Linked DNA regions of Homo sapiens: region 1 is linked to region 2. Evidence: chromatin contacts called from ENCODE Hi-C or POLR2A ChIA-PET data. All regions are on one chromosome and are shown on one strand. Each heading gives the region's core, a stretch centred on a gene start or an enhancer-like site at or near the end of the contact. The rest is flanking DNA. Distances are from core to core; before and after follow the strand shown. Region 1 overlaps RSRC1 (arginine and serine rich coiled-coil 1). Region 2 holds the start of RSRC1 (arginine and serine rich coiled-coil 1).

The links. Hi-C counts contacts between places; a loop is a spot of excess contacts on that map. ChIA-PET counts read pairs that join two places held with the same protein, here RNA polymerase II (POLR2A). Pooled maps may share reads with other maps.
Region 1: a map of PC-3 shows a loop between it and region 2 (2.4-fold over the local background). The contact joins the enhancer-like site here to the promoter of RSRC1 in region 2. A Hi-C loop is called at or near these places in 6 of 168 maps with a recorded cell type or tissue (CD14-positive monocyte, IMR-90, MCF 10A and 3 more) and 12 of 50 pooled maps. POLR2A ChIA-PET finds 5 or more read pairs at or near these places in 17 of 52 experiments (A549, A673, AG04449 and 14 more).

What each region holds. Positions count from the first base shown.
Region 1 is chr3:158,156,033-158,163,509 of GRCh38, forward strand. The region is part of intron 3 of RSRC1 (arginine and serine rich coiled-coil 1); the gene reads left to right. Among named protein-coding and RNA genes, the nearest start is that of RSRC1, 50 kb to the left of the region's middle. Within about 2 kb of position 5,064, at least 2 of the 41 ENCODE cell types and tissues checked have a DNase peak (open chromatin) inside an H3K27ac peak, as active enhancers do; they include PC-3 and PC-9, where a contact is called at or near this core.
Region 2 is chr3:158,108,094-158,114,862 of GRCh38, forward strand. It overlaps RSRC1 (arginine and serine rich coiled-coil 1), which reads left to right and starts at 1,996. Exons shown (of 10, transcript NM_001271838.2): 1 at 1,996-2,130. RefSeq lists enhancers at 1,657-2,158, 1,960-2,309, 2,159-2,658, 2,520-2,569.

The sequences.
Region 1 (7,477 bases), core at 3,814-6,313, 51 kb after region 2:
AAGACCCAGATGACACCTTCTTCCTATGGAGGCTGTTTTGTCTGCATTGAAAATCTGTTGTTTAGCATAGCCACCTTCATCAGTTATCTTAGCTGTATCTTCTGGATTACTTGCTGCAGGTCCTCTATCAGCACGTACTGCTTCACCTTGTACTTTAATGTTATGGAGATGAGTTCTTTTCTTAAACCTCATGAACTAACCTCTGCTAGCTTCAAACTTTTCTTTTGTAGCTTTCTCACCTCTTTTAGCTTTTATAGAATTGAAGAGAATTAGGGTCTTGCTCTGGATTAGGCTTTCGCTCAAGGGAATGTTATGGCTGGTTTGATCTTCTATTCAGCCCACTCAGATTTTCTTGCTGTCAGTAATAAGGCTATTTCATTTTCTTATCATTTATGTGTTCACTGGAATAGTACTTTTAATATTTTTTGAGAACTTTTCCTTCGCATTAACAAGTTAGCTAACTTTTCAGTGCAAGAGGCCTAGCTCTTGGTCTTTTTTGGCTTTTGATATGCCTTCCTTGCAAAGCTTAATCATTTCTAGCTTTTGATTTAAAGTGAGAGATGTATGACTGTTCTTTTCACTTGAATACTTAGAGGCCATTGAAGGGTTATTAACTGGCCTAAATTTCAATATCGTTGTATTCCAGAGAATAGGGAGGCCCATAGGAGAGAAACAGAGATGGGAACAGTTGGTTGGGGGAGCACTCAGAACACACACATCTATTTAAGTTCACTGTCTTATATGGATGCAGTTCTTGGCAGCTGAAAATAATTAGAGTAGTAACACTGGGAATCACTGATCACAGATCACTATAACAGATACAATAATAATGAAAAAGTTTGAAGTATTGTGAGACTAACCAAAATGTAACACAGAGACACTAAGTGAGCACATGCTGTTGGAAAAGTGGCACTAATACACTTGTTTGACTCAGAGTTGCCACAAACCTTCAATTTGTAAAAGTCACAATATCTGCAAAGGGCAATAAAGCAGAGTAAAGTAAAAAGAGATATGCCTGTACGTTATTTAGCAAACAGCACTTTTAAAAAGGGTTAGATGTCTCTAGCTTTTCTCTGTTATTGTTGCAGCTTTATGAGGGATCCAGCAGAGTTGTAAAAGTGAAGAAATACTGGATAAACTGAAACTTTGTTAACATTGAATTAAAATAATAATAGTAACAATACATGCCAATGATTAATCTAGTACATACTAAGGGCCAGACATTAATAGAGAATGTTTAACATGTATTCTTTTTATTTAATCCTTACAGCAATTCAGTGGGATAGGTTTAGAATCATTATTTCCTGATGAGGAAACTGAGTCTTACAACTGTATCGAGGACTCACAGCAAACAGAGTGGAACTAGGATTTTTGAAGAGAAACGTAGGAATATCTGGCTCGAGCCCTCTTCTGAGATCATGATTCAGAGTTTGGGATTATGACAGTTAAATGTCTTTGGTGTTGGTAGAGTAATCCCTGCCTTTTCTGATCAGTCTTATCAGAGGGAGAACTGGATTGGATCAGAATAGATCTTTCTATTCAGAGACCCCGAGGTTCTGGCAAGGTCATAACTGCTCTGTAGATTGTCTTTCCCACTACTTGAGGAACAATGAAGAGCAAGTGCTGTAATCCCAGCACTTTGGGAGGCCAAGGCAGGCGGATCACCTGAGGTCGGGAGTTTGAGACCAGCCTGACCAACATGGAGAAACCCCATGTCTACTAAAAATACAAAATTAGCCGGGCATGGTGGCACATGCCTGTAATCCCAGCTACTCGGGAGGCTGAGGCAGGAGAATAGCTTGAACCCCGGAGGTGGAGGTTGTGATGATCTGAGATCACACCATTGCACCCCACCCTGGGCAACAATAGCAAAACTCTGTCTAAAAAAAAAAGAGCAAGTGACAGTCCCTTTTGGATTACTGTCGCTTTGGTTTTACTGATTTTTTTTAACTGTTACTATTTACACAAAAATAAGGCAAAAGCTTATCTTCTGACAGGCTCAAGCAAGCTTCCAGAAATATTAATTTGTAGAATATTTATGAATAGTATGTTCAATTAATGAGTTTTGAAATATGTACAAACCTTGATAAAGTGCTATATGTAATCTTACTTTTGCTTTCCATGTAGCAGTTAACTAATACTTGGTGCATAAATCTACAGCTGTGCCTTCAAACACAGTTGACTCTTGAACAACATGGGTTTGAGCTATGTGAGTTCACTTACAACAGTTTTTTTTCAAACATGGATGGAAAACACAGTATATGGAGGGCTGACTTCGTATATGTAGATGTGTCAGGGCTGACTGTGGGACTTGAGTATGTGCGGATTTGGTCATGCACTGGCGGTTGTGGAACTATTACTGTGTGTATACTGAGGGATATTATAATTATATATTTTTAAAAATCATATTCTATTTTAAACATTTCTAACAAGTTTATCTAAGACAGCGAACTATCTGCATTTCTTCTGCCACAATTTTTTTCTCTCTTGGAGTAGTCCACATGAAATTGTCTTTTCCCCCACCTTCACTATGGGGTAGCAAAACTCTGGAAATGAGAAACAAACATGGATGAGAATTTCTCAGAGCCTTAGAGTGTTTTTTGTCTCTTTAGAAATAGGAGTGTTGGCTGGGCATAGTGGCTCATGCCTGTAATCCCAGCACTTTGGGAGGCTGAGGCAGGTGGATCACTTGAGGTCAGGAGTTTGAGACTAGCCTGGCCAACATGGTGAAACCCCATCTCCACTAAAAATACAAAAATTGCCAGGCCTGGTGGCCTGTGCCTGTAATCTCAGCTACTCGGGAGGCTGAGGCAAGAGAATTACTTGAACCTGGGAGGTAGAGGTTGCAGTAAGCCGTGATCGTACCACTGCACTCCAGCCTTGGCAACAGAGTGAGACTCTGTCTCAAAAAAAAAAAAAAAAAGAAATAGTGTTTTTCCTCACAAAAAATAGCCTCAAAAGCCTTTCAAGTGATGCTGTCTTTTCTACTTTTTGTTCTTATTTCCCAACCAAGAATGTTGAGTATAGAGGAGTAACTGCCCAGAGACCCTCTCTTGTCCAGTAAGGAACAGTGTAGTTTGGCTGGCCTGGCCTGAGATTCTAGGATGTGAAGCTAGTGTTCAGAGACTGACTGTCTTAAGTTAGAGTGATACAAAGGAAGGATTCATGTGGGGTAAAAGTTCACAACCAGTCACCAGTTCTAGATTAGTGGTTGAGATGTGCTGCAAAACTATGAAAGTAAGGAGTAGCCACTGAGGCAAATTGGAAGTGTCCTAGAGAATTCCAGAACAGAATGTGATGGCCATTCACCAAAGGGACTTTTGAAATAAGAGTCATCAGAAGAATATGAAAACCAAAAAGATGATTATAGGAATATTATTAGTATAGCCCTTTATACTTTACAAAATATGCTTTCACATGCATTTTTTGTTTGCTCCTTTGTTTGCATAACTTTGTGGGAGTTATGATTTATCCCCATTTCATAGATAAAGAAGACAAATGACAGTATCACATTCAAGCCCTGAAAACCCAATTAGGTTGCATTTTGGGTGTTTTGCAGGGAGATGAGTAGTAGAACTCAAATGAAAATAACATTTTGTAGATAGAAGGGAGTAGAAATAGAGCCACTGCATTTGAGAGTGTTTTGAATAGAAAAGCTTACATAGAGCTCACTAAATGATTATTTCATCACTCCATAGTTCTTTAACTTTTTTTGATGAGGGCTTTAAAAATTTTGAGCCTCACCTCAGTCTATTAAAAAAAATTACTGATGAGATCATTATTTGACTTACGAGCTACTAGTCATTTTTCAGTCATGATTTTGTTTGTGCCCAAGCATTTAAAAGTAATATCACATAGCTTCAGTTATCTTTGCTTAATGCCATGTATGTGGGTGTGTGCGTGTGTGTGAGTGTTTGATCGCTTCAGTCCTATGAAGCTTTTATCTCTCTATTGCAAACTGTGGTAATGAATGCACTGATAAAAACAACTGGTGTTTAAATGTATCTACTCACACTACATTTGATGGGGTCTCCATTTTGTTTATTTGTGAGTATGAATGAGAAGGCAAAATCTGCCTTGGGAATTTTATAATGAATATGAGAGAGATCCTGCCACAGGTAGTTATTAAAACATCCCCTGAAGTCTTTTAAGATGAATGATTGTGTCTGTGTCTCTGACCTTTCCTGAAGGCGCTGTTTTTTAAAGAAATCTTCAATGCCCCAAGCCATTCACTTATTAAAAATTTTAAAATAAATTTCTACTACTAAGTTTTAATTTGTATAGTACATCTTCTGAATAACTCAAATGATTTTATAAGTATTATTTGATGAATCTACCCCTTTCTTCCAAAATGGAGAAAATGTATATTGATGTCTTAGCTATTTGCTACCTTTTTTGAGGAAGGGGTGGAATACATATAGAGAAATGTGGGAAGGAAAAGATAGGGGAATTGTGCCTATTAAACAAGCAGAATTCTGTTTTTCCTGTAGAAAAATAAATTGTCATGAAAATTCAAGATTTATACCAGGAAGGAGAAAAGTGATTAGTAAGATCCGAGAGAAAGGGAAGGGCTCTTTTCTGATATAAAAATAACTACTCTAAAACTACTTTAATGGGTGTTTACTTTGAAGTTTAGTTTAAAAAAGTGGGATTACTTATTTGCATGTAGTAAACATTTTGTGATGGTGTGTTGGAAATTTTCTTAAATAGCTTGACTTCAAGAAGAAAAATAAAATTGAAGTTAAAGTTTTTTTTAGCATCTACTCTATGCTAGGAATTGTGGAATTATGTTATCATCCTAGGTTACTTTATTTGATTGTCAGCATCACCTTAACTTTCTAAGTCTGTATATTACCTTCATTTAACAGATGAAGAAACAGACTTACAGAGGTCAAATAATTTGCTCTTACTTATATGGCTAGAGCTGGGAATTCACACTACTTCTGCTTTCAAACAGTTGTTCTTGTGCTTATTCACTGTTGTTCACTAGGTTTACTCTTTTTTTCCCCCTTGGCAGAGCAGGAAGACTAACTAGTTCCAGAGCCTGAATACCCTCTAGTGCTAATGTCTTTATATTAGTCAGCTATTGACACAATAATGCTGCATAGTAAACCATTTCAAAACTCAGTGGCACACACAAAAAGTATTTATTGCTCACAGAGACATCTGTGAGTCAGCTGGGCCTCTTCTGATCTATGCTGGGCTCCTTGGGTTTGTCTCCAAGTTGGGTGTTGAGATCAGCTCTGTTCCTGTCTCTTTCATCCTCCTTGGATCAGCCCCTACTCAAAACAGGTTTTTCTTAGACAAAAGGAAAACAAGCCCAACTTCCTAAGCAAATGTAAGTCCTCTGCTAAATGTCACTTCTGCCAACATTTCATTGGCCAAAGCAAATCATGGGTCTAAGCTCAAAGTCAAGGGCAAGGAAGAATACTAATTTTAAATGTGTGGGGCAGGTGCTGTGGCTCACGCCTGTAATCCCAGCACTTTGGGAGGCTGAGGCAGGTGGATCGTTTGAGGTCAGGAGTTTGAGACCAGCCTGGCCAACATGGTGAAACTCCATCTCTACTAAAAATGAAAAAATTAGCTGGCAGTAACGGCACAAGCCTGTAATCCCAGGTACTTGGGAGGCTGAGGCAGGAGAATCGCTTGAACCTGGGAGGCAGAGGTTATGGTGAACTGAGATCACGCCACTGCACTCCAGTCTGGGTGACAAAGTGAGACCATGTCTCAAAAATACATACATACATACATAAAATAAAATGTGTGGCTACAAACAGAAACATGCCTGAAAGATGATTAATTCATGAATCAAAGATCTCATCAATTAAAAGGCAAGGGGGGGCTCAAAATTTTTAAAAGCTCTTATCAAAAGTGGTTTAAGAAAACAGAAGTGAAGCAAATCGTATCACTGCACTCCAGCTTGGGTGACGGAGTGAGACCCCATCTCAACAAAGAAAAGAAAAATATAATGTAATGTATTTGTGTGTTTAGCTACGTGGTAGGGAGTAATGAAATAACCATTTACTGAGCTCTGCCTATGGTGGGAGTGGGAGAAATGACTTTATCTGAATAATAGAAACTGCCAAAATCTTGATGGATCTTATAAAGAAAATACAACTGATAAACAGCTTTCTTTTTTGTTTAATGTTTTGGGTGGCTTCTCAAAATACTCTAAGTAAATCATGTCTGTGAAAGATACTGTTTAGATTTTTATATCTTAAATACCTGGAGACTAAATGACATCAACTGACGCTGTACTGAGCTCTGGAAGTCTTTTCAAAGAATATACTTTTTTAGTCGGGCCTACTGGTATATACTTTCCATCTTTTTCAATAACTGGGGGAGGAAAGAGCATGTTAATGGTATCTAATGGTTTCCTTTTTTTTGGTCATTAGTATCTGTAATGATAAAGAATTAATATAACATTCAATGGAGTAGTTAGGATAATCACCATTTTTACTTAGACCTCAATTTAAATCCTAATCAAATTGGGAGGGGTGTTAACTCTGTAAATTCATTAACTTGGTTTATTAAAATCTAAGCCTTTGCATTGCTTACTTTTTTCAGATATTATTACCTGTAAGGAACCATTGCTTCTAGCTCATTTATATGGATAAGAATATTGATACAGGGCCTGGAGGAAATTTGTTTTGACCAAAAAGAGAACATATTCTGAGGGGCTGATATCAGCGTTATTGTTTTGCTATTAGTCAGGTAATTATAGAAAGCTTTGTTGTATTACTGAAGATGTTCATTGACTTTGTTTCTTTAGATTGGATTGTGGGGAGGAGTAGGGCAGTAAAAAGGAAGAGAGTGGAAAAGTTAAGTATTCTAAAATTTGAACTCTTCAGGAGAAACAGAAATGATATTCGTTAACTCTTCCAGGTAAAAAGGAAGAATAATTTCTAATCTTTTGGATATTGTGTTATTTTGTTATCACTTGCTCTCCTTTCCCTTTCCTCTTGAAATAATTTTTTGTTTCTTTTTTGAGATGGAATCTCATCCTGCACCCCTAGGCTGGAGTACAGTGGCGTGATCTCAGGTCACTGTAACCTTCATCTCATGGGTTCGAGTGATTCTCATGCCTCAGCCTCCCTAGTAGCTGGGATTACAGGCACCGCCAGCATAGCTGGCTAATTTTTATATTTTTAGTAGAGATGGGGTTTCACCATGTTGGCCAGGCTGGTCTCAAACTCCTGGCTTCAAGTGATCCTCCTGCCTCCTCTGCCTCCCAAAATGCTGGCATTACTGGGGTGAGCCACCTCATGTGGCCTGAAATAATATTTTTAAAGACTGATAGTGAGTTAATGTTTTGTGGTGAGAATTTAATGATTCCCATTTTGAAGTTGCTGTAGACATTTTAGGGTGTTACAAAGCCAAGACTTGAAGATTACTGCTCTGGGCTACTAAGTCAGGTGTCATTGAAGAGGTTGAAATTTAGAAGATAGGTACAGCAAAACTACTGTTCTCATAGATC
Region 2 (6,769 bases), core at 746-3,245:
GAAGTTCCGTCAAAACAACCTGAAACACTTGCAAAAAGAGAACACAATTATAACTTAATATATTAGTGTTTCTCAAATAGATGTAGATAGAAGCTGGATATAACCTTATGTTATACTACAATACTCACATTAAAATGTTCATGTTTGGTGAGTTTAAGGATTATGTATATCATGCTTTTTAGAAACGTTGTTTTCCCTTTTTAAAACATTTCATTTTTTGCCACTTTTAGGAGAGCTAATGTCTATAATTTTTCCGCAGCTATAGCTTTTAGGTATGAATACATTGTTATCAGTACTTGCTTTTGTTTTGTTACACCACAAAAGGGACAAAGTTTCAAAGTTATACGAATTTAGAAACAATTTCACATTGAGTCTTGGGTTACTCTTTGTAACTACTTTCTGATATTATCAGAGGAAAATAATCATACAACTTTAGTCCTTTATGAAAATCTGTTTTTAAGATTATTTAGCAGAAGGGCCAGTAATAGGGAGAGCTAAGAGGATACGGTGCTCAAGGTGCTCTCAAACTGAGGTGTTAAATACATATTCACAAATAACTCAAAAATAACCACTGTTAGAAGTCGGTTAAGGAATCAGGAGACCCACCAGCTACTTGTTTGCCTTTTTAAGTACATGACTTTTAGGTTTGAAGTCATATTTCATCTACTGAGCTTGAGGGAAAGATGACCACTTTGAAGGTAATCAGGGAAGTCACAGACACAACTATTGTGTAATTCAAACCAATAAATTTTCCCATGATCTCAGCTTTTTGGCTCATTGCATATTTAGGAATAGTAGTGTTGATAACAGATGGAGCCATGAGAAATCTTTAGTGTCTGACCACAGATTTCCACTGGCCTAAGGGAAGTTACTTTAAAAAATATTTCAAGGTTTTAAATTCATACATTAATAAATGCTCACAAAGTTCCAATGATGTTGTTTCATTAAACAGCAAATATCTTCCAGAAACAGGGCATTTCAAAATACAGTTTTTGTTTAAAAAAAAAAAAAAGCATTTATGGTAAAGCTCAGCTGACAGTCTGTGGACAGATGCACAGGTTCCAATAAAATTCAGGACCCCAAGGGTTTCCCCAGCTCTTGAATTATTTAAAATATACACGTAGTGTTGTAGTAGTTAAGTTTTAAAACGGTGCCTCAAAACTGGCTAGTTAAGGTACATTATTTACGAAAAATATATTGTGGAGGTGATTTTTCACCATCTCAAATGTCTGCGGAAAACTGTAGCTTGGTTATCTAGCAGTGGTGAATGAGTTGATTCTCATAGTCGACCAAAACCCAGGCCAACAATTTATTTATCTTTTTAGCTTTGCTTAAGAGTAAATGAGGAAAAAATTTCCATGTAAGGAAAAATAAGTAATGTAGTATGAATTACAGAAAATGCTGAGTCTCTTTAATTTCTATTGGTTTAAATAAAAAAACTCCACACACCTATAAATTTGAGTTCTCTTTCAGAAGAAACCGCTCCCCGCCTCGCCTCAGGCAGCTCTCTCCTATTCCTCTACTAACCAGTTACTTTAATCTGAGAAACTAATTTGCACTCAACTTGTGAGTGCCTTCACCTTCAGGGCAGAAGAAACACCGACTTTTAATGCATTTTTGCAAATAAATCATTACAATTTAATCACACACGACTCTATACAGACACACTCCCATGATTTATTATCGTTGGGCGAGTTTCCCCCTCCCCCAGCGTGAGATAACCAATTTTGTTTCGGGTAGGTGTCATAAACAAAACTTCCTACGATGCAGATTTGTTTACTGATTACCCATGACGATAACGACGACTACTAAGACAATAACACTCTCCAGTCCCACCTTTATTGCTTTTGGTAACAATAAAATCAAAATAAACAGGCACGCAAAACAAACGCCAAACAAAAAATCGGCCGCGTTACAATCTACTCCCTCGGCATTCCCAGCGCCTGGCAGCGTCCATCGATGCACTCGATATCTCGGCTGAAGCTGCCTGGCGCTAGAACCAGGAAGGCGCTGAGCTTAAACTGAAGCAAGTTCGGTGGACGCCGGCGGCGCCCTGATCTAAAGAAACGACTCAGGGACTGCGGCGCTTGCACGTCAACGGGAGGTGTGAGCCCAAAGGTCTGGACCCAGGTGATGCCCACGACCAGGGCCTGGGGAGCGGCAGCCGTGGCTGCGGAGCTCCGAGGCCCTGATCCGGCGAGAGGCGACGCGGGGCCTGGCGCAGTTTGCGGCTCAGTGTCTGTGGAGGGTGGGCTGCGGCCTCGGGGCGTGCGCAGTGTCACCGTGCGCATGCGTCCCGCACCTGGGAGGCTCCGGACTCCTTGGGTCAAGGCTGGTGGCTGTAGGGTGGGTGGGTGGCCGCAGGCCTCAAGCTTGGCCTTCTGTCTTGAGGACATGTCGGAGAGTTCGCCGACTCCTCCCCTCGCCCCACGTTCCTGGTTCTTCATAGCTGCTTTTGGGTTTCCTGGCTCATCTTGCAATATAAGCCTGGCGCTTCCTCACTAGCTCTAGGTAGGGTGGAGCAAGAGGGAGGCTGGATTCTGGTGCCCTCTATCCCATCCACTCCACTGTCCCTGCCTTAGATCCAGCTCTCTTTCTGATTCCGCCCTACCCTTTCTGGCTCACACTGGCTTGCTGAGAGAAGTGGTGCAGGGTGAAATAGATGTTCCTCTCTTGAAATATAAATATGCTCGCCTTAAACACACTATATATTCCTTTGACTTCTGTACTGGTGGCATGTGACCAAGAGCATATGGCTCTGTTTACTTTTGCAAGATGTTACAATGCACCGTAAGGCATGTTGCCTGCTCTTGATTTTAGGTTAACCTTGACGTAATTTCTCTCTCAGAGGTTGTGTATCTTTAAATGCACACTGGAAACCTAAACAAAAAAATATTTTTTTACACTTTCAGAATTAGCAGTAACCCAATTGTGTTCCAGCTAACTAGGTAGTAGATAAATAAATTCAAATGTCTTATGTTGTCACAAGAAAGCATTCGAGTTGTCATCTTTGAACTTAGATGTATTATAAAAGTTCTAAGTGAAGGAGGTAAGCAGAGTTCCCAGGTTTAAGATTTGGAGCAGGTGTGACAGTTGCAACCTTGGGGGAAACTAGGTATCCTTTAAGAGCCTCTCTAGTCTTAGAGTTTATAAATATTCACTTTCTTTGCAGGCAAAGATTTCATGCTAAGTGATATAACACTTTATGTTTTTCAATAAGAGGGCTAAAAATGTCAGAATCTGAAACGACAAAAACAGCTGGCACCTTCTGTTAATTGGCCTTGCCAACTCAACCAGTCTCACAAAGAGGGGTGTTATGAATTGGAAAAGTTCTGAAAGCGGGTTGTTTATAGTAGATCTATAGTTGTATTTCCTGCTTTCATGTTCAAACCATTGGGGATAAATTCCTATGATTGATCATGCTTTTTTAAAAAGAGAGATGCTTGCAAGTTTTTAATTGTGATGGGAGAAGTGTTTTGACAGAATTCTTTATCTCTTTTGAGATAAAGAGTTGTGTACTTGTTTATGGATTTCTTAATATGTTAGTTTTCACCCCAGTTTTACTTTTCTTCTTTGAGGTGGATTTCCCATTGAAATAACCATTGTTTTCACTTTTTCTGGCCATGTGTCCAGAATCAAGAAAATTATAGTTTGATATACTGAGTGAGTAGTGGAGAAGTAATTATAAGCTATCATGTCCTTTGGAAATCTTTGTTCTTCAAACTGATTGCCTGTTTTCTGAAAGAGATAACTGCTTCTTGTACCCTTATCAATAACTGGACAAAGGAACTACTTGTGTAGTCCTTTGAGTTCTCTTTTCTTGAATGACCACATGTTGGCTTTACCTCTTCAATCAGGCACGTGAACTTTACATTAAGATATTTCTGTAAATTGATCTCCTCCTGTAGTCATTACATGCCATGGCTTCAGTTCTGTAGTGGGAGTTGTTGGGTGAGTTTTGCAACCACGAGGCTACAACCAGGAAGAACTAGAGTGAGAACAGGAAACCAAGAGCTATAGGAGCTCTGTCCCATGTTGTCTCTTTCACCTACAGATAGATTGAAAATTGTCAGCTTGTAGGACTCTAAAAGCCTGTGCTCCATTCATCATTCATTGCCCTTATCAGAAAGAACTATCAATGTGTCTTTCCATTCATTGCACCTTACTGGTGGAGTTAAGTATAAAGAATTCTTCCTTACTAGGACTATGTAATATAAATTGATTACCATGTCTTGAATTGGCAAGTATATTTAATTACATGCTGATGATATTATGGAAATCCAGGGGTAAGTTTATGTCTGTGGTGGTGAGTAGGACTTCAGTACCTGTCATTTATAGAGAAGACAATTTTGGGATCTACTTTGTGATTTGCTGTTAGTATTCACTCCCTTTTGTGAATAAATGTTTGAAGTTAACTATAACAAAGAAATATGGTGACCTTTTGCTTTCTTTTATTGGGATTAATTATATTTCAGTGTAATTTTTCTGAAATGTAAATGTGTCACTTGAAATATTTATAGTTTTGTCACACTGGTTTTTCAAACTTTTCTTGGTTTCTCTAAGGAAGGATTTATTTTAAGTTCTGGGGTACATGTGCAGGATGTGGAGGTTTATTACATAAGTAAACATGTGCCATGGTGGTTTACTGCACCTAAATATTAAGCCCAGCATGCGTTATCTATTTTTCCTGATGCTCTCCCTTCCCCCATGCCCCCACCTCAGGCCCCATTGTGTGTTGTTCCCCTCCCAGGTCCATGTGTTCTCAATATTCAGCTCCCACTTATGAGTGAGAATATGCGGTGTTTGGTTTTCTCTTCCTGCGTTAGTTTGATGAGTATAATGGCTTCCAGCTCCATCCATGTCCGTGCAAATGATGATCTCATTCTTTTTTTGTGGCTCCATAATATTCTGTGATGTATATGTACCACATTTTCTTTATTCAGTCTATCATTGATGGGCATTTAGTTTGATTTTGTGTCTTTGCTATTGTGAATAATGCTGCAGTGAACATAAACGTGCATGTGTCTTTATAACAGAATGATTTCTATTCCTTTGGATATATACCCAGTAATGGGATTGCTGGGTCAAATGGTATTTCTGGTTCTAGGTCTTTGGGGAATCACCACACTGCTGATTCCTCAAAGTATCACCCGTTCTGGACAATGCCTGTGACATCATCTTCCACAATGGTTGAACTAATTTACATTCTCACCAACAGTTTATTAATAAAAGTGTTCCTGTCTCTCCACAGCCTTGCCAGCATCTGTTGTTTTTTGACTTTTTTTTTTTTTTTGAGACGGGAGTCTCACTCTGTCACCAGGCTGGAGTGCAGTGGTGCGATCTCGGCTTACTGCAACCTCTGACTCCCTGGTTCAAGCAACTCTCCTGCCTCAGCCTCCTGAGTAGCTGGGATTACAGGCACGCTTCACCACGCCCAGCTAATTTTTGTATTTTTAATAGAAACAGGGTTTCACCATGCTGGCCAGGATGGTCTCCATCTCCTGACCTCGTGATCCACCCCCCTCAGCCTCCCAAAGTACTAGGATTACAGGTGTGAGCCACTGTGCCAGGCCATTTCTTGACTTCTTAATAATTGCATTCTGACTGGCATGAGATGATATCTCATTGTAGTTTTGATTTGCATTTCTCTAATGATCAGTGATGTTGAGTTTTTTCTCATATGTTTGTTGGCTGCATAAATGACTTCTTTTGAGAAGTGTCTGTTCATGTTCTTTGCCCATTTTTTAATGGGATTCCTTTTTTTTTCTTGCAAATTTGTTTAACTTCCTTATAGACTCTGGATATTAGACCTTTGTCAGTTGTATAGGTTGCAAAAATTTTCCTCTATAGATTGTCTGTTCGTTCTGATGATAATTTCTTTTGCTGTGCAGAAACTCTTTAGTTTAATTAGATCCCATTTGTAATTTTTGTTTTTGTTGCAATTGCTTTTGACGTTTTTGCCATGAAATCTTTGCCCGTGCCTTTGTCCTGTATGGTATTGCCTAGATTTTCTTCTAAGGTTTTTATAGTTTTGGGTTTTACATTTAAGTCTTTAATCTATCTTGAGTTAATTTTTTGTGTAAGATATAAGGAAGGGGTCCACTTTCAATTTTCTACATATGGCTAGCCAGTTCTCCCAGTACCATTTATTAAATAGGGAGTCCTTTCCTCATTGCTTGTTTTTGTCAGGTTTGTCAAAGAACAGATGGTTGTAGATGTGCGGTCTTATTTCTGAGTTGTCTATTCTGTTCCATTGGTCTATGTGTCTGTCTTTATACTAGTACCATGCTGTTTTGGCTACTGTAGCCTGGTAGTATAGTTTGAAGTCAGGTAGCATGATGCCTCCAGCTTTGTTCTTTTTGCTAAGGATTGTCTTGGCTATATGGGCTCTTTTTTGGTTCCATATGAATTTTGAAATAGTTTTTTTTTCTGATTCTGTGAAGAATGTTAATGGTAGTTTGATGGGAATAGCATTGAATCTTTAGGTCACTTTGGGTGGTATTGCCATTTTCACGATATTGATTCTTCCTATCTGTGAGCATGGAACGTTTTTCCACTTGTTTGTGTCCTCTCTGATTTCCTTGAGCAGTGGTTTGTAGTTCTCCTTGAAGAGGTCCTTCACTTCCCTTGTTAGCTGTATTCCTAGGTATTTTATTCTTTTTATAGCAGTTGTAAATGGGAGTTCATTCATGATTTGGCTCTCTGCTTGTCTGTTGTTAGTGTATAGGAATGCTAGTGATTTTTGCACATTGATTTTGTATCCTGAAAC